Linked DNA regions of Homo sapiens: all the other regions are linked to region 2. A link is a loop called in an ENCODE intact Hi-C map of the cell type or tissue named here. Cell type or tissue: PC-9. All regions are shown on one strand. Links, peaks and the distances in the headings refer to the core of each region. The heading gives the core; the rest is flanking DNA.

Evidence for each region. Peaks named below come from ENCODE experiments on the same cell type or tissue, not always from the same donor. Only the 100,000 strongest peaks of a DNase experiment are listed, where the experiment ranks them.
Region 1: it touches region 2 in a loop (3-fold over the local background); 4 of 110 quality-filtered maps call a loop at or near these places.
Region 3: a loop joins it to region 2, with 7 times the contacts of the local background. A loop is called at or near these places in 8 of 110 quality-filtered maps.

What each region holds. Positions count from the first base shown.
Region 1 is chr1:47,336,698-47,342,766 of GRCh38, reverse strand. The region is part of intron 1 of CMPK1 (cytidine/uridine monophosphate kinase 1); the gene reads right to left. Among named protein-coding and RNA genes, the nearest start is that of CMPK1, 5.9 kb to the right of the region's middle. In PC-9, for the core only: a CTCF peak has its summit at 3,156 (motif pointing left); no DNase peak of the experiment used is centred there.
Region 2 is chr1:46,608,305-46,614,373 of GRCh38, reverse strand. It overlaps MOB3C (MOB kinase activator 3C), which reads left to right. Exons shown (of 4, transcript NM_201403.3): 2 at 1,003-1,470; 3 at 4,170-4,372; 4 at 4,690-6,069. The coding sequence starts at 1,053. The coding sequence ends at 4,719. Among named protein-coding and RNA genes, the nearest start is that of MOB3C, 5.5 kb to the left of the region's middle. RefSeq lists an enhancer at 490-1,113. In PC-9, for the core only: no CTCF peak of the experiment used is centred there; a DNase peak (open chromatin) is centred at 2,443; H3K4me3 peaks cover 587 bases; H3K27ac peaks cover 2,500 bases.
Region 3 is chr1:46,518,328-46,524,396 of GRCh38, reverse strand. No RefSeq gene overlaps it. Among named protein-coding and RNA genes, the nearest start is that of TMEM275, 14 kb to the left of the region's middle. RefSeq lists enhancers at 1-274, 275-1,225, 1,226-2,177 and a cis regulatory region at 1,149-2,221. In PC-9, for the core only: no CTCF peak of the experiment used is centred there; DNase peaks (open chromatin) are centred at 3,696 and 4,176; H3K4me3 peaks cover 696 bases; H3K27ac peaks cover 2,500 bases.

The DNA of each region.
Region 1 (6,069 bases), core at 1,632-4,131, 730 kb before region 2:
GAGGCAGGAGAATTTCTTGAACCCGGGAGGCAGAAGCTGCAGTGAGCTGAGATGGCACCATTGCACTCCAGGCTGGGCAACAGAGTGAGACCCTGTCTCAAAAAAAAAAAAAAAAAAGAAAAAAGAGAAAAAGGAAAAGATTCTCAAAAATCTCAGAAAATAGATTAACAAATTTGTAAAAATTAAAATAATCTTCCAAGATGATATTCATATACTTTTGATAGAAATATAATAATGTTTGTGATGGTTAATTTTTGGTGTCAACTTGACTGGATTAAGGGATACCCAGATAGCTGGTAAACATTATCATCTGTGAGGGTATTTCCGGAAGAGATTAGCATTTGAAGCAGTCGAGTGAGTACCAGCCTGGGCAACACAGTGAGACCTTGTCTTTACAAAAAATAATTAGCCAGGCCTGGCTAATTGGGAGGCCGAGGCGGGCAGATCACCTGAGGTCAAGAATTCAAGACCAGCCTGGCCAACATGGTGAAACCCTGTCTCTACTAAAAATACAAAAATTAGCCAGGTGTGGTGGCAGGCACCTGTAATCCCAGCTACTCGGGAGGCTGAGGCAAGAGAATTGCCTGAACCCAGGAGGCGGAGGTTGCAGTGAGCCGAGATCACCCCACTGCACTCTAGCCTGGGTGGCAGAGCAAGACTCCATCTCAAAAAAATAAAATAAAAAATAATTAGCCAGGCCTGGTGGTGTGAGCCTGTAGTCCCAGCTACTCTGAAGGATAAGGCAGGAGGATCGCTTGAGCCAAGTGGCTGCAGTGAGCAGTGATAGAGCCACTATACTCCAGCCTGGGGGACTGAGCAAGACCCTGTCCCCAAAAAATAAAAATTGGCCAGGATCAGTGGTTCACACCTGTAATCCCAGCACTTTGGGAGACTGAGGTGGGTGGATCATGAGGTCAGGAGAGCGAGACCATCCTGGCTAACACGGTGAAACTGTCTCTACTAAAAATACTAAAAAATTAGCTGGGCGTAATCCCAGCTACTCGGGAGGCTGAGACATGAGAATCGCTTGAACCTGGGAGGCAAAGGTTGCAGTGAGCCGAGATCACACCATTGCACTCCAACCTGGGCGACAGAGCAAGACTCTGTCCAAATAAATAAATAAATAATAAAAAATAAAAATAAAAATCTTAAAGTAGACTCTATTAGTCCATTCTCACACTGCTATAAAGAAATACCTAATGAAACACTGTCTCTGCTAAAAACACAAAAATTAGCCAGGCGTGGTAGCACACACCTGTAATCTCAGCTACTTGGGAGGCTGAGGCAGGAGAATCTCTTGAACCTGGAAGGCAGAGGCTGCAGTGAGACAAGAGAGTGCCAAGGTTCTCTAGCCTGGGGGTGACAGACTGAGTGAGTCTCTGTCTCAAAACAAACAAACAAACAAAAAAACACAAATGAATTAAATCTATAGGTAAAGAACTGAAAGGATATCTATGATACAGTCAGCAAAAAATACACTAATCTCACTTGAAGGTAAAAAATATAAATATTTGCATTTTTGTTCACAAGAACATTGAGAAAGAGATGGGAAAGCAGTTCATAACAAGCAGTTACTACTGGTGATCTCAGGATTAGAAAAGATGTAACATTTTCCCTATGGGCATGTGTTACTCTTATAACTTAAAATGGAAAGGCAAAAAATGAAAGTTTTCAAAATTAAGGGCAGTAAATAATCTGAAGATCTCCCCTCCTCCAAGTTCTTAACAAAAATCCCATGTCATAAGCACCCTTAATCAAACAGTGGTGCTTCTGAAGAGTCAAGTATCCTGTGGACCAGATAATGTAAACTTTCTTAAAAAAGAAAAAATTTGCCAGGCATGGTAGATCATACCTGTAATCCCAACACTTTGGGAGGCTGAGGCGGGCGGATCACCTGAGGTCAGGAGTCCGAGACCAGCCTGACCAACATGGAGAAACCCCGTCTCTACTAAAAATACAAAATTAGCCGGGCATGGTGGCGCATGCCTGTAATCCCAACTACTCAGGAGGCTGAGGCAGGAGAATCGCTTGAACCCAGGAGGCAGAGGTTGTGGTGAGCCAAGATCGTGCCACTGCACTCTAGCCTGGGCAACTCAAACTCTGCCTCGAAAAAAAAAAAATTATTATTCCACCAGAAGGAAAGAAGCATATTCTTAAACACTGGACCTTAATATCCAGTGGATTTTCCTATCTAGTTTCTTCTGAATGCTGCTCTGTTTGAGAATTTGTAATGAGGAGCTTGGAAATCTGCTCAGCAGATTTTCACAACCATATCATTGATTCATTCATTGAGAGTAAACAAAAGTGTTACATGAGAAATCTGAGGAAGACAGGCTGGGTACGCTGGCTTACGATGCAATCCCAGCACTTTGGAGACTGAGGTGGGAGGATCGTTTGAATCCAGGAGTTTGAGACTAGCCTGTGCAACATAGGGAGACCCCATTTCTCTTTTTTTTTTTTTTGAGACGGAGTCTTGCTCTGGGGAGACCCCATTTCTACAAAATAAAAAAAATTAGCTGGGCATGGTGGCATGCACCTGTAGACCTAGCAACTTGGGAGGCTGAGGTGGAAAGATCAGTTGAGCCTGGGAGGTGGAGGCTGCAGTGAGAATGAGCCACGATTGTGCCACTGCACTGCAGCCTGGGCAACAGAGGGAGAGCTCATCTCAAATAAATAAATAAATAAATAGGAAAGAAAGGGAAAGGGGAGGGGAGGGGAGGGGAGGGGAGGGAAGGGAAGGGGAGGGGAGGGAAGAGGGCAGCCGGATGCGGTGGCTCACGCTTGTAATTCCAGCACTTTGGGAGGCTGAGGCAGGCGGATCACCTGAAGTCAGGAGTTTGAGACCAGCCTGGCCATTATGGTGAAACCCCATCTCTACTAAAAATACAAAAATTAGCCACGCGTTGTGGTGGGTGCCTGTAATTGCAGCTACTCAGGAGGCTGAGGGAGGAGAATCGCTTGAACCCGGGAAGCGGAGGCTGCGGTGAGCCGAGATCATGCCACTGCACTCCCGTCTGGGCGACAGAGTAAGGCTCTGTCTTAAAAAAAAAAAAAAAAAAAAAAAAGGAAAGGAAGAAAGAAAAAGAAATCAGAGGAAGACATTCAAACACTTCTGGTCCTTAAAATGGGAGAGCCAACTGCCACTGGAGCGCCCTCTGGGGATCGAATTTTTAAAAATTTTACATCTTCAGGACAAACAATAAACTCTATGAATCCAACGTATTCAACTTATAATTCAATAAGTGCTTAATAAGCAGTTACTATGTGTCAGGCACAATGTTCAACACTGGGGACACAAAGATAAATGAAATCAAGTTTCTGATTTATATATGCTTAAAGTCAATTATCATCCAAAACTTTTTCTAAGTGCAGTAAGTAGGATGGCCAGGCAAAGTAAGAGTTACCCACACAGGCCCTGGAGGAAGTTGACACAGATGATAAAATGCTTCTTGGGTGAGGCCAGGCGCAAAGGCTCATGCCTGTAATCTCAGTACTTTAGGAAGCTGAGGCAGGTGGATCACCTGAGGTCAGAAGTTCGAGACCAGCCTGGCCAACATGGCATTCATGGTGGCATGTGTCTGTAGTCCCAGCTACTTGGGAGGCTGAGGCAGGAGAATCTCTTGAACCCAGGAGGCGGAGGTTGCAGTGAGCTGAGGTCACACCACTGTACTTCAGCCTGGGCAACAGAGTGAGACCCTCTCTCAAAAAAAAAAAAAAAAGTTTTCTGGGTGCTACAGAAAGCAATTTGGCATGGTTATAAGCTTTAGTCATAATTTGTTTATGTAAGCAAAATGTTCACAATCTTTAAAAGAGAGGTTTAAATATTTCTTCCAACTAATGCATGTAAAATGGTGGTTATTTTCAAATATAAATTTAGGTTACATTGACATAATTTCATTTGGGCCAAAACAACAAATATAAATAAAGCTTAATTTTAAAAATTCAAGAATGACACAGTATTCCCATCATGATTTTATAACTAAATTATTGCACAATAATTCCATTCTGGAAACTTAACTCTAAGTATCACACTGATTTAGAAAATAGCTCATTTTCAAAAACAAATTCAGTATTAGAGGATACAGATTTACAAACAATTAGAAAATAAAACAAATTCTCCAAGTCTGGGTATTTGGTAAAAAAAAAAGAAAAGAAGAAAAAGAAAGAACAGGAAGGAGGGAGGGAGGGAAGGAGAGAGGGAGGGAGGGAAGGAGAGAGGGAGGGAGGGAAGGAGAGAGGGAGGGAGGGAGGGAAGGAAGGAAGGAAGGAGAAAAGCAAACAAAACTGAAAAACATCAGTACAAATAAATGTGCAAAATCAATCCCAAAACCTCCCTCCAATCTTTCCTTCCCAGTACAGAACACTCTCAGAAGACACTGTATCAGATTTGCCTTTACCTTCTCTAGGTCTCCAGGAGCAATTTGCAGAGCAGAATTCACCTCCAGAGAAAAAATACCAGCTTCCCTCTAACAATACCCACTTCACTAATTTCAGTGCCTTAGAGAGCAAGATATCCCTAAGGGTTTTTGGTTTTCTCTTTTTCTTCTCTTCCTGTCAACTGAAGATTCTGTAGCTAGGACTCAAATATGTACTTCTGGCAGCCTGAGTTGGAAATCAACATACTAAAGTAACAATTTCAGGTGCCCTGTGAGCTGCATTAGCTTCAGCCAGATTAATTGGAGAATTTACCGTGGATTTATGTAATTTTTTTCCTACAGGAAAAAAACCTCCAAAACTTACATTATTTTGGAATTTAGTTTATAATTGCCTGTATAAAAAAATATTGAGTCAAAATAAAGAGATTCACAAAGGAAAAAAACAACATACCGCTGACTTCACTAACAATAGATATTCCAGGCCGGGCACAGTGGCTCACACCTGTAATCCCAGCACTTTGGGAGGCCAAGGTGGGTGGATCACGAGGTCAGGAGTTCGAGACCAGCCTGGCCAACATAGTGAAACCCCGTCTCTACTAAAAATACAAAAATTAGCCGGGCATGGTGGCGCGCACCTGTAGTCCAAGCTACTCGGGAGGCTGAGGCAGAGAATCGCTTGAATCCAGAAGATGGAGGCTGCAGCGAGCCAAGATTGCCCCACTGCACACCAGCCTGGCCGACAGCGTGACACTTCGTCTCAAAAAAAAAAAAAAAATAGATATTCCAGTGTCTGTCTAGCCAGCTAGGGAATAGCAATTGCTAAATTATAAACTATTTGGAATTAGTTGATTGACAGCTTAATAAAGTTTATGGCAACTAGACTCAAGAGAATACTTTTCATTAAAGAAGATAACAGTTTAAGGTCAAATAATTGTTGAAATCTTAATAATATAATACATTACAGAACATATCTCATCATGGAATCTTGTAACTGATAATTAACAAGTTTAAAATATTATTTGCCATTACTGAACAGAATAAAGAATAATTGCAGAATGTGTAGATTATTTCATTTATGTATTTATTTATTTATTTATTTTATTTTTTTGAGATGGAATCTCGCTATGTCACCCAGGCTGCACTGCAGTGGCGTGATCTTGGCTCACTGCAAGCTCCGCCTCCCCGGTTCATGCCATTCTCCTGCCTCAGCCTCCCAAGTAGCTGGGACTACAGGCGCCTGCCACCACGCCCGGCTAATTTTTGTATTTTTAGTAGAGATGGGGTTTCACCTTGTTAGCCAGGATGGTCTCAATCTCCTGACCTCGTGATCCACCCGCCTGGGCCTCCCAAACTGCTGGGATTACAGGCGTGAGCTACTGCGCCCAGCCCTGAATGTGTAGATTATTTTTTAACCAGTGTAGTAGTATGGGTATTATTAATTTAGGTACAGATATTTTAAAGGCATATTATGATTCAGAAACAGCATACTGTATTTAAATGCATTCAAATATAACACGCATAAAGTAATTTAAAAGAAAAATACTATTTTGCAATAAAAATAACCAGGCCAGGCATGGCGGCTCATGCCTGTAATGCCAACACTTTGAGAAGCCAAGGCAGTAAGATCCCTTGAGTCTGGGAGTTCGAGACCAGCCTGGGCAATATAGTGAGCCCTGGTTTCTACAAAAACCTG
Region 2 (6,069 bases), core at 1,144-3,643:
GCTAAATCCATGGTGATACAGGGGTCACCCAGTAAGCCAGTGGTAGAGCTGGGACTAGAACCCAGGACTCCTGCCTCTGAGCCTAGGGCCCTGATCACTGTCTCCCAAAATTTGTTCTGAATCTGGGATCCTTAAATTCTAGGAGGCAAAGTAAATTTGCCTGAGCTCTAGATGGGCCCTCCTGGGTGCATCTGACTATACTCTTCTACCTCCCAGTGCCAGGCACATAGTAGTTGCTAGAGGAATGTCTACTGAGTGTCAGGTGCAACGGGAGGAGCCAGTGGCTTGTTCAGATTTGGGGCTGGAGGAGGCTGGCTTGAGGGGAAGGATCTCCAGCTGTTGTCAGAGGAAGCGACGCCCTCATTGGCCTGCCGCCCTCCCCCTCCTCCAGTGCTTGCAGCCACACTCAGAAGCCGCCCAGCTGGCAGCGGGAGGGCCCTTTCCTCTTTCAGGGTGAAAAAAAAGGAAAGGACATTTTTGGTAGAAAAGTTCCCTGCTGCTCCCTGGGAATCCCCGGTGGCCGGATGGACTACGGGATATCCCAGAGGAAGCCGAAAGCCACCCCCGACCCCCCTCCACCCTGCCCCCAGCACAATGCTGCGAGGCTCTCCCACGTTGCACCAGCTGGCCAAGGGGGCTCCCAGAGGTCATCTCGTCCAAGCCCCTGTCTGCTGGTGGGCCTGCAGGGAGCCTCTGCGACCTCTCTCGTGACCAACAGCAAGTCTGAGGGGCACCTGTTTAGAGCCCAGGCCCAGCTCTGCAATGAAAGCAGAAAAGAGACAAAGCAAGATGGGAGGACTGTGGGGGCTTAGCAAGGGGGACTAACATAGCCTGGAAAGAGGGCGGGGCACTGGACCTAGGGGCTGAGGACTTAGATTCCAGGCAGAGGATGCAGAGGTTGAGCAAAGGCTGAGAGGTGACAGGGAAATGATGAATTGGGAAGTCAGAGCCCAGATGATAAGGCCTTGACCGCCAGCTCCCCTATGCCCTTGTCCCTGGCAGGGTATCCTCAGGTCCGAGCCCCTGGACAGCAGCCCCAGGCCCAGCTGGCCATGGCCCTGTGCCTGAAGCAGGTGTTCGCCAAGGACAAGACGTTCCGGCCGCGGAAGCGCTTTGAGCCGGGCACACAGCGCTTTGAGCTGTACAAGAAGGCACAGGCCTCTCTCAAGTCGGGCCTGGACCTGCGCAGTGTGGTGAGGCTACCACCCGGGGAGAACATCGACGACTGGATCGCCGTGCACGTGGTGGACTTCTTCAACCGCATCAACCTCATCTACGGCACTATGGCGGAGCGCTGCAGTGAGACCAGCTGCCCGGTCATGGCCGGCGGGCCCCGCTACGAGTACCGCTGGCAGGACGAGCGCCAGTACCGGCGGCCCGCCAAGCTCTCTGCGCCGCGCTATATGGCATTGCTCATGGACTGGATCGAAGGCCTCATCAACGACGAAGAGGTCTTTCCCACGCGTGTTGGTGAGTGTCACCTGGCGGGGAGGGAGCCACTGGGAGCCCATTCCACAGATGAGGATTTAGTTTGATATAGACACTCTGCAGGGTTGGGGGTTGATTTTCATCCCCATTTTGTGGAAGAGGAAAGCGAGGTTGAAACAGGTTAAGTGCCTTGCTCAAGGTCAAGCATTTGCTAGGACTTCCTGACTCCCAATTTGGGGCTTTTCTTTCTTTTCTTTTTCTTTCTTTCTTTCTTTTTTTTTTTTTTTCTTTTCTGAGACAGAGTTTCGGTCTTTCACCCAGTGGTGAGATCTCAGCTTACTGCAACCTCTGCCCCCCGGGTTCAAGCGATTCTCCTGCCTCAGCCTTCTGAGTAGCTGGGATTATAGGCACCCACCACCACGCCTGGCTAATTTTTGTATTTTTAGTAGAGACAGGGTTTCACCACATTGGCCAGGCTGATCTCGAACACCTGACCTCAGGTGATCCACCCACCTCAGAGGGCTTTTCTTTTCTAAAGCATAAGTGGTCCCACCAAGGACCACTCTGGCAAGACCACAGATGCTGTGATTCTCAGAACCTTCCAGAACAGTTGCCCCGAGGTGTTCATAGCTGATTTGACCTCCAGCCTCCCGGGGTTCCCTCTGACTCCTGGCCTCAGGAAAAGGAGGGAGTTGGTGGTTGGGTGGGCCCTGGTGGTATCATCACCTCAGATTGGGGCTCTGAGGACAGAATTTTCCCTTGCCAGGCACAGGCTGTGGGGCCTTTTCTTATCTCAGCTGGGCAGCCTGGGCGGGTGAGGGTAGGGAGGGGAGATGAGTGATGTCACCCAGGCACTGCTTACCCACCCGAGGGCAGCAGGAGGGGGTTGTTGGTCCAGGAGCTGAGCAGGCATGACACTGTGTTCATCACACCAGCCGCACCTGTAGCTGGGCCCAGCCCCCACCTGGCCTGGAGCTCATCTCTGCAGAGGCTGTGTGGATCAGCGGTGGGTGGGGCAGGGTGGTCAAGCCCTGAGGGGAGAAGTCTGAATGCTGAAGGAAGCTGGGCACTGAGTCACAATTCAATGCCCACGGCTCCTCCCCAGCCAGTGGCCTGCTGTTTCTTGCACTGTCATGCCCGACAAGGAGCACCTTCATTTTACATAGGAGGAAACTTGAGGCTACTGAGGGAAAGTGCACTGAACTGGGAGGAATTCCGAACTGGGGCTCAGATCTGTGGGAGCCCAGGACCCCAAGTCTACATGGGCAGGATATGTCTGAGGAATCTGGGCTGGGCTGGAGGGGCTCAGAGGGAGGGAAGGCTCGACCCCACCTGGGAATGGTGAGGAAGAGGAGGGGGTCTACAGAGCCGGGTGGGCCAGCTGTGGACCTGAATGTAGATTCATAGTCCCTGCTGGCCATACCTCCCTGGGCCTGTGGGACTCCAGGTATCGATGCCTAAAACCCTGGGTGACTGCCACACAGAGAAGAGGGCATAAGCCACCAAGATCTCTGCCTTGAGCATGGGGGACTATGCAGAAGCGGGGCCTTTTTCATGGGTCCCAATATCTGTGAGGGTCGCTGCAGTGCACTGCAAAGAGGGTCTGAATCCAGTCTCCATTCTGCACTGATTAATACTTATGTGGCCTTGGGCTAGCAGCTTCACCTTTATAAGCACTTCTGTTTTATCATATCTAAAGTGACAATCAGACACATCAGGCGAATTGTTCTAAGGATTAGAGGCAAAAGGTGTGAAGGGCCCAGCACAAGGCCTTGCTCATAAATGGAAGGTTCTTCGTGTTGTTGAATATTTGAAGGAATGAGGGCTGTCTGAACTAACTCTTGCAGAATTCATAATTTCCAGGATTGGGGGTCTGAGGACTTCTGTGTGAATGTTGAAAAGAGGAGGGACATGGGGTGGGGCTAGAGAGGGAGGTCAGGATAAGATCATGAAAGGCCTTGAGCAGCGTCCTGCTGGAAAGTTAGGACTTAATCCTGAAGGCCCAGGGATTTTTTAAATGGACCCAGTTGTTGAACTCTCCTTGGAGTTGTATACAAGAGTGTGATGTGAGCATCTCTGCAATTGCACATATTTCTGGGGAGAGTTTAGGTCGTAACTTTTATCATAGTCTAAAAAGGGTTGGTCAGTGACCCCCACAAGTTTGCAAAGCCCTGCTTTAGGTAATGGGAAAATGTGGAAGATGATGTATATTCCAGCAGGGGAGAGCCACAGTCAGATTTGTGCTTCATTAGAAAGAAAAGTATGGCCAGGCACAGTGGCTCATGCCTGTAATCCCAGCATTTAGGAGGACGAGGCAGGTGGATCACCTGAGGTCAGGAGTTCAAGACCAGCCTGACCAACATGGAGAAACCCTGTCTCTACTAAAAATACAAAATTAGCTGGGCATGATGGCACATGTCTGTAATCCCAGCTACTTGGGAGGCTGAGGCAGGAGAATACCTTGAACCTGGGAGGTGGAGGTTGCAGTGAGCCGAGATCATGCCATTGCACTTGCCTGGGCAAGAGTGAAACTCCGTCTCAAAAAGGAAAGAAAAAAAGAAAGGAAGAAAGAAAGAAAAGTATGGGAGAAAGTCAAACCACTCTCTGTTTTCCAAAGGGAAGTGTACTAAAAAGTGTGCTGGGGAAAAAGCCATCCTGGTTGCCTGTGTGTGGGAGGGAAAAGTTGAGCAGAGCTTTGGCACCAGGATACTGATCCCCTTCTGCCCTCCCCTGCCCTCTAGGAGTTCCCTTCCCTAAGAACTTCCAGCAGGTCTGCACCAAGATCCTGACCCGCCTCTTCCGAGTCTTTGTCCATGTCTACATCCACCACTTCGATAGCATCCTCAGCATGGGGGCAGAGGCGCACGTCAACACCTGCTACAAGCACTTCTACTACTTCATCCGCGAGTTCAGTCTGGTGGACCAGCGGGAGCTGGAGCCACTGGTGAGGCCAAGCCCTACCACCCTCCCCTACCAAGGCTAGCCTCTGAGTTTTCACGTCCAAAAGCTGCCTGCTTTAAGTAACTCCAACGCCCAAGTAGATGAATTAGGGGAAGGCAATTCATTTAACAGTGAATTCTGTACTTCAATAGAGAATTCATTCAAGTGTTGGTTTACAAACCCAGATCTGCAGCCTAAGAGTTGGGGTTGCTGGGGGAAGGCCAGGCTCAGACAGAAGAGCAGCTAGGCCCTATGGTTTGGGAAGGGATTGCCTAGTAGGCTGAGCTCTAATTGACCCCTCCCTACCTTGTGTCTCTACAGAGGGAGATGACAGAGCGGATCTGCCACTGAGCCCAGGTCTGGACTTTTTTGGCCATCAGATGGACGATCTGAACATAGGGTGGCTGGCAGAGGGGACCCCCAGGAGCCTGAAGGAATCTGAAGGCACTGGAATCACTCCACACACCCAAAGCCTCTGGACTTCTGGTTCTCAGGAGTCTGCCTACCTGTCGCCCTGACCGCTTGTGGATGGAGAAGGGGAGAGCATCTAGGCAGGCAAACAGAAGGGAAGTGGAGTTAAACCTCTGGCATGAAGTCTGGGAGTAGGGTAGGCTAGGGGGTTTCTTCTATGACACTTGACCCTTCCATGCTGGTTCCCAAGCCTATTGGAGGAATGTGGGTGTGGCCGAGGTGATGGCAAGAAAGGTGCAAGAAAGTGAGCAGTCTGCCTGTGAGTGAGCACAGATGCCGGGGTGTGTGTGTGTGTGTGTGATTTTCACTGTGGGGTGTGTCTGTGAGAGCTAGCTGCCTTACCCCTCCTTGGCACATAGTAGGCCTTCCATAAATGTTGGATGGATGGATAAATAGATTGGGACCATCAGACCATGGGACCATCAGACCATGACCACTGTAGGAGTGATGACAGCTCAGCGTCCCCACTCAGTGTATCTGACCATGTGTGTAAGTGCACAAAAATGTGGTTGTAGATGTTGCTCTACATTCAAACCTTCCAGGCTACACTCTTCCATCAGCATGAGTCCTGGAGAGCTGGGGGAACGTAGGAAGAGGAGCCTTGCCTTGAGTTCCTAAACCGACCCACTGCAGACACAGGCTCTGATTCTCTTACCCAGAGATGCCCATGAGCTGACATTTTACTCATCCCTCTGCCTCCAAGAAGGCCTGTATTATACGTGTCCTCCTGGGGGTTGGAGATGATCCCTCAAGTACACAAAGGTCCCCTGGCCCTTCATCTGGGAATCATATACTCCACTCTAGCTCCCAGAATCTACAGACCTGGCTCCTCGGATCTGAAGCCCAGCACAAAATAATCTCCCCGTCCAAGGAGCTTGTGGAACTTGAATTGGGAACTTTGGAGTCTTGTCTCCCATCCCAGCACATTGAGGATGTAGTTGGTGAATGGACTCTTCCAGGCATGGAGATCCTCCATCCTAAAAGTACCTGCCTCCTTCCCAGCCATCCCTGACACATTCCAGCCAGTTGGATCTCACAGCACAGCTATCCACAGGGAGACTGGGATGTTCACGCAGCACTCCATTACTCAGTACCTCCATACCCAGCCCTATACGCAGACCCACAGGTGGGGAAACTGAGGCAGGAACAGGGTTCTGCCCTCCCAGAGCCTCCACTCTGGGATGCCAGAATGGAAAGCCAGAGGGAACCTGAGAATCATCCAGTCTTACT
Region 3 (6,069 bases), core at 2,189-4,688, 91 kb after region 2:
TCTTCCCAGTTAATTTAACAAGTTCAGTACTGGTTGAACACAAACTCCATACCAGGCTGTATGCCATGCCAGCTTCTGCCCAGGGAGCCCCATCTGGCAGTGGTTGAGAACTGTATATAGTGGTCAGAGGCATCAAGAGGAGGAGGGGCATCTCCCTCCCCTGTGATAATCTGGCAAGTCTTCCTGGAGCAGGTGGCATGTGGCTGGGCTCTGAAGAGTGAAGCCTGTCCCCAGGAGGAGGGACCGGCAGAGCAGAGGTATCCGGGGAGAGGGCACGGTGAGTGTGTGAGGTGCCACGCCAGCTGGGTGACACACTCCACAACAGCATGAATAGACATGTTCTGTGTGGCTCCCAGGCCAAGCCAGGCCTGATAAGGAGGCTACTGGGTGGCAGATTTCAGACAACATGAAGAAGAACTTTCCAACAGCCCTGGCGTAGGCTGCCCTGGAAGGTAGTGAGCTGCCCACCCCTTCAGGCTTGTGGATAGGAGCTGGGTATCAGTGATTCCTCCCCGGATGGAAGCCGAACTAGAGACCGGTGAGAATGTCTATTCTGAGAAACTGAAGCAGAAATGGCCAGACTTCAACAGGCCTGGCTCTTTAGTAGGCGACCTCTCCCCCACACCTTGTCCATCCTCCTGGGCTCTGCAGGCCCCTGGTGGCTGGAGTGTGGGAGAGGGAGGTAACAAGGCAGACAGAAGAATGACTGCTTTTTCAGTTATTCTTCTATGTATCTATGGCTTCCACCCAACCCAGCAGGGTGGGGCGCTTAAATCAGGCTCAGAAGTTGTCCAAAGCCCCACTTAAAAAAAAAATAGGGACAGAGGGCTGGGCATGGTGGCTCACACCTGTAATCCCAGCACTTTGGGAGACCAAGGCTGGCGGATCACTTGAGCTCAAGAGTTCAAGGCCAGCCTGGGCAACATGGTGAAACCCCACCTCTGTCAAAAAATACAAAAATTAGCTGGGCATGGTGATGTGTACCTGTAGTCCCAGCTGCTTGGGAGGCTGAAGTGGAAGGATGGCTTGAGCCCAGGAAGGTGAGGCTGCAGTGAGCTGTGATCATACCACTGCATTTCAGCCTGGGTGACAGAGTGAGACCCTGTCTTTAAAAAAATGAATAGGGACTGAGGCCCAGAGAAGGGCTTTTCCAATAGCCCACAGTCCAAGAGGCAGGCTGGGGCTTGCAGGCTGCGCGGTCCTTTCTAGGCAGCTTACCGAGGGCAGACTGAAGGTAAACCTGAAGGAGGTGAACCTTTCAGACGTCTCGCGGGCCCTGCCTCCACAGGGGCTGTGCATGCTAAGGAGACAGCGAGGGGCGGGCCGATGAGCACCTGCCTTTACCTCCCCTTAATCTCCCGTGTCGTCAAGTTTCCGCCTCAGCCCCCTGTCGTGAAGCTTCTGCCTCAGGTACCCTGGATTCTTCCTGAAGCACTGGGGCTCCTGTGTTCTGGAGTTCTCTTCAGGAGAATCCTAAGGTAAAAAAGAATGTGTTCCCTCCCTCCTGGCTGCCCAGCACATGCTGTGCAGAGGCCAGGAGATGGGCAGGGTGACCTGGGAAGGACCCAGGCCTGCGGGTCTATCGTCCCGCTTAGATGAGACCAACAACAAAGAGCAGCTTGTACACACACTCACACCCACGTGCACCCACACACGCCCACACAGGCTCTTTCCAAGAACAGCTCTTCAAGCCTGGCTGCCAAGATAAAGGAGCCACGGGGCGGTCAACCCCAGGAGGAAATATCGCTTCTGCAACTTTTGTTGTTCAGAGGTCTTTGTGAAATCTCCAGACTCTTCTTGGAAAGGATCCCAGGCTGAGGTGGCAGTTTCCCGCAGCGGGAGACATGGGTGAGGGCCACGCAGCCTCCCCGGCCTGGAAGGAGCTGGGGGAGGAGAGCCCCAGGGGGCCGGGCTTGGAGTCATTAGTGGTGGCAACAGAAGCTTAATCCTTCACTTCCATTATTACCGCACTCAACTCCCACAAGCCTGGGGGTAGACAGAGACCTCCCCATTTTACAGATGATGAAACAGAGGTTCCCAGAAGCCTAGCAGCTTATTAAATAGTCCACAGTGAGTCAGTGCTAGAAATGAAACTGTGACTGACTTGGCACCAGTCACAGACTGAGCCGGCCCTGCCCCAAACTGAGTCCTGCCATGGCCCATTCTGAGCTCCAACTCTGACCTCTAATCGAGCTGTGTCTTGCCCTAGATTGATCCTGAATCTAGCCTCAGATTGCCCCTCCTGTTAGCCGTAAGCCCTTCGAGGTCAGAGACGTGTGCACTTCTCATTCACCCCTGCTCCTTTACGTGGATATATGTGTGATTATTTGAGTAATCTCCATTTTATCCATTAGACTATATATAGGGCCAGGAACTGAGTCTACTTTTGTTTAGTGGCACTTATCATAATGTAATAAGTGCAATAATAACAAGCAAGTATTGGCCGGGCGTCGTGGCTCATGCCTGTAATCCCAGCACTTTGGGAGGCCAAGGTGGGTGGATCACTTGAGCTCAGGAGCTAGAGACCAGCTTGGGCATAACAGTGAGACCTCATCTCAAATAATAAAAGTAAAAACAAATTTAAAAAAAAAAAACAAGCAAGTATTGAGCATTTACTAAATGCCAAAATTGTGCTAAGTGTTTTACAGATGTTATCTTTTATTCCTAACAAAGAACCCTGAAGTAGGCATTATCATTCGCCCCACTTTACCAAGGAGAATACTGAGCCCCAAGGTGACACTAGGAGGAGGTGTGTATAGGATGCTCTTGGTAGTTCCCTCCACCCCTCACACTCAGTTGCCTGATGAGGAATGGGGTGGAGAAGGAAACCGTGGCTGGAAGAGGAAGTGGTGGCCCTTGGGCAGGTGGGAGAAGCAGAGGGCTTTCTGGAGGCCTTGGGTTTCTGAAGCCACAGAAGGGCCAGTGACTTAGCTGAAAGAGATGGGGTGGGCTGGGCACTGTGGCTTACACCTGTAATCCCTGCACTTGGGGAGGCTGAGGCAGGCGGATCACCTGAGGTCAGGAGTTCGAGACCAGCCTGGCCAACATAGTGAAACCCCCTGTCTCTACTAAAAATACAAAAAAATTAGCCAGGTGTGGTGGCAGGCGCCTGTAATCCCAGCTGCTTGGGAGGCTGAGGCAGGAGAATTGCTTGAACCTAGGAGGCAGAGGTTGCAGTGAGCTAAGATCACACCATTTCATTCCAGCCTGGGCAACAAATGCAAAACTCTGTCTCAAATAAATACATAAATAAATAGAAATGGGGTGGGAGTGAGACCAGCTATATATTTTATGGGGTCCAGGGCAAAATGAAAATGCAGGGCCCCTTGCTTAAAATGTAAAGATTTCAAGATGGTGACATCAGAACATTGCGGGCCCTCTGAGCCCAGGGCCCTGTGTGACTGCATGGGTCACACGCCCATGAGGCTGCTGCAGGAGGGAGCATGCTGTGAAGAGGTGGGCTCAAGGCAGCCCCTTGGGGTGGATGTGTGGGTTGGTGCACATGGGTGTTCACATGGCAGCTGGGACCAGTGTCTGACTCTTATGTGGGCATTTGGGTGGCATCTTCCACAATCACAGGGCAGCCGCCACCAAGTCTCTGTGGGCACCAGGCCAGCAGTTTGGCTCGAGAGGCTGTCTGTACAGGGGAGCTGGTGCCACTGAGCATTCAGGGGCTGTCTGGAGTGTGAGCAAGCCGGGAAGAATGCATGTCTGGGGGTGGAGCGGGTGTGTGGAGCATCAGGCGACAGAGCGTGGCTGTGTGTCTGCCGGTTTGCAGTGGGGCTGTGTACACAGGCATGAGAGACAGGGAGACAGACACCCTGGGATTGTGTGGTCCAGTGCAGAAGTCAACATGTCCCAGGGGTGTGAGAGGATGCGTGTGTGCGTGTGTGCTGTGAATGTATGGGGAATGTGTGTGAGAGGCTGTCAGTGTGTGGGGGCGTGTATGCCTATTCCCACGTGCCTTCCTGGGTGCTGGCCCTTGCTGTCTTCCTTATTGTGAGGCCTCCCAGGTGAAGACCTCTCCAGCCTGCCTCAGCCCAGCCCCCAGGCCTTTGTGGGACCAGGTCCCCTCTCAGAGCGACATTCCTGCCTGCCGTGGGGTGGGCAGCCCCACAGAGCTGCCTCCTAGGCTGCTGGGGTGATCCCTGGCCAGTGGTGTCAGGTTCCCAGTGCTGAGCCCTCCCTCTGCAACCCTCTGAGGGCCTTTGTTGGAAGTTCAGACACACTTGTCAGGGGGGCGGGTAGAAGGCCACCTCCTAATCGGCTTTCCCAGAAGCTAAAGGAGAATGAGTGATGGGGGTGGAGGGCTCCAGCCCAGAGCAGCTCTGTGGGAAAGAGATGAGGGAAGTGCCCAGCCCTAAAGGGGTCCATTCCCCAGACCCTCTCAGCAGGGGCCCCTTCCCTGAGGGCCCCTAAGGAACCAGACCCCTGAGCTGCAAGAACATTGGCCAAGGCCTAAGAGAAGGGGGAACTACCGGGCGCCATGGCTCAGCCAGGCGGTGGCTCACGCCTGTAATCCCAGCACTTTGGGAAGCAAAGGCAGGTGGATCACCTGAGGTCAAGAGTCTGAGACCAGCCTGGCCAACATGGTGAAACCCGTCTCTACTAAAAATACAAAAAATTAGCCAGGAGTGGTGGTCAGCGCCTGTAGTCCCAGCAACTGGGGAGGCTGAGGCAGGAGAATCCCTTGAACCCGGGAGGTGGAGGTTGCAGTGAGCCAAGACCGCACCATTGCACTCCAGCCTGGGCAACAAGAGCAAAACTCCATCTCAAAAAAAAGAAAGAGAGAACATGGGGAATTTGGAGAGAAGCTTCGGGGAGCCCCCTACCTTTCCCATTTCCCCCACCATGGGCTATCTGAGCACCAACGGCATGCTGGGCCTAGAACTGCTCAGCTTCTCAGCCTCCCCAGTGCCTTCTCCTTTTTACCTCCTCTGAGTCACCCAGGAAGCAGGCTGGACCTGGTTAAAGATTCCTATTCAACAGAATAGGAAACTGCAGACCAGAGAGGGATAGTTATTTGCCCTCAGTAAACAGCAAGCCAGGCTTAGCTCATCCTGGCTCCACCAGTAGCTTCTTCTTCTCTTTGTGGTCAGCGTTTCCCTGAGGTCCCATCCTCTGCTTCTCTCTCTGTAATCTCATTTAGCAACGTGGCTTCATTCACCATCTCCCTGTGACAACCATCAAGGCTAAGAGCATGGATTCTGAGGCCAGCCAGGTTCATCCCTTGGTTGGCCCATGACTAGCTATGTGGCCCCTCAGCAAGTTATTTAACCACTCTGTACCTCAGTTTTCCCATCTGTAAATGAGGATAGTAATAGTACCTACCTCATAGAGTTGTGTAAGGATTAAGTGACTTCTTTTATTTATTATTATTATTATTAATTATTTTTTGAGACAGAGTCTCACTCTGTTGCCCAGGCTGGAGTGCAGTGCTGCAATCTCAGCTCACTGCAATCTCTGCCTCCCGGGTTCAAGCAATTCTTCTGCCTCAGCCTCCTGAGTAGCTGTGAATACAGGTGCCTACCACCACGCCCGGCTAACTTTTGTATTTTTAGTAGAGTCAGGGTTTCACCCTATTGGCCAGGCTGGTCTTGAACTCCTGACCTCATGATATGCCCGCCTCGGCCTCCCAAAGTGCTGGGATTACAGGAGTGGGCCACCATGCCCAGCCAAGTGGCTTCTTACGTGTAAGGTGCCAGGCACAGAGAAAGTCTGTGTCAGCAGCAGAGACAGACCCTACATCTTCCCTTGAATAAATAGAAGTCTCCTCAAATGCAGCAAACAAGACTACCCTGAGCTCAGGATCATTTTCGGACACTCACTCCACTCCAACAGAGTAGGGGTCTCCATCTACCCTATTGCCTGGCCAGAGACTTGAAAGTACCCTTGACCCTCCCCATCCTGCTTAAAATCACCACAACAATTTTCCTTCCGAAATCTCTCATCAATCAGACCCCTGCTCTGCACTCCCTCCCCCAGTCCAGATGGATGCCACCCTCCTCTCACCAGGACGTGACAGATACTGGCCTCCTCTCTGATCTCCTGCCCCCACCTCCTTCTCAT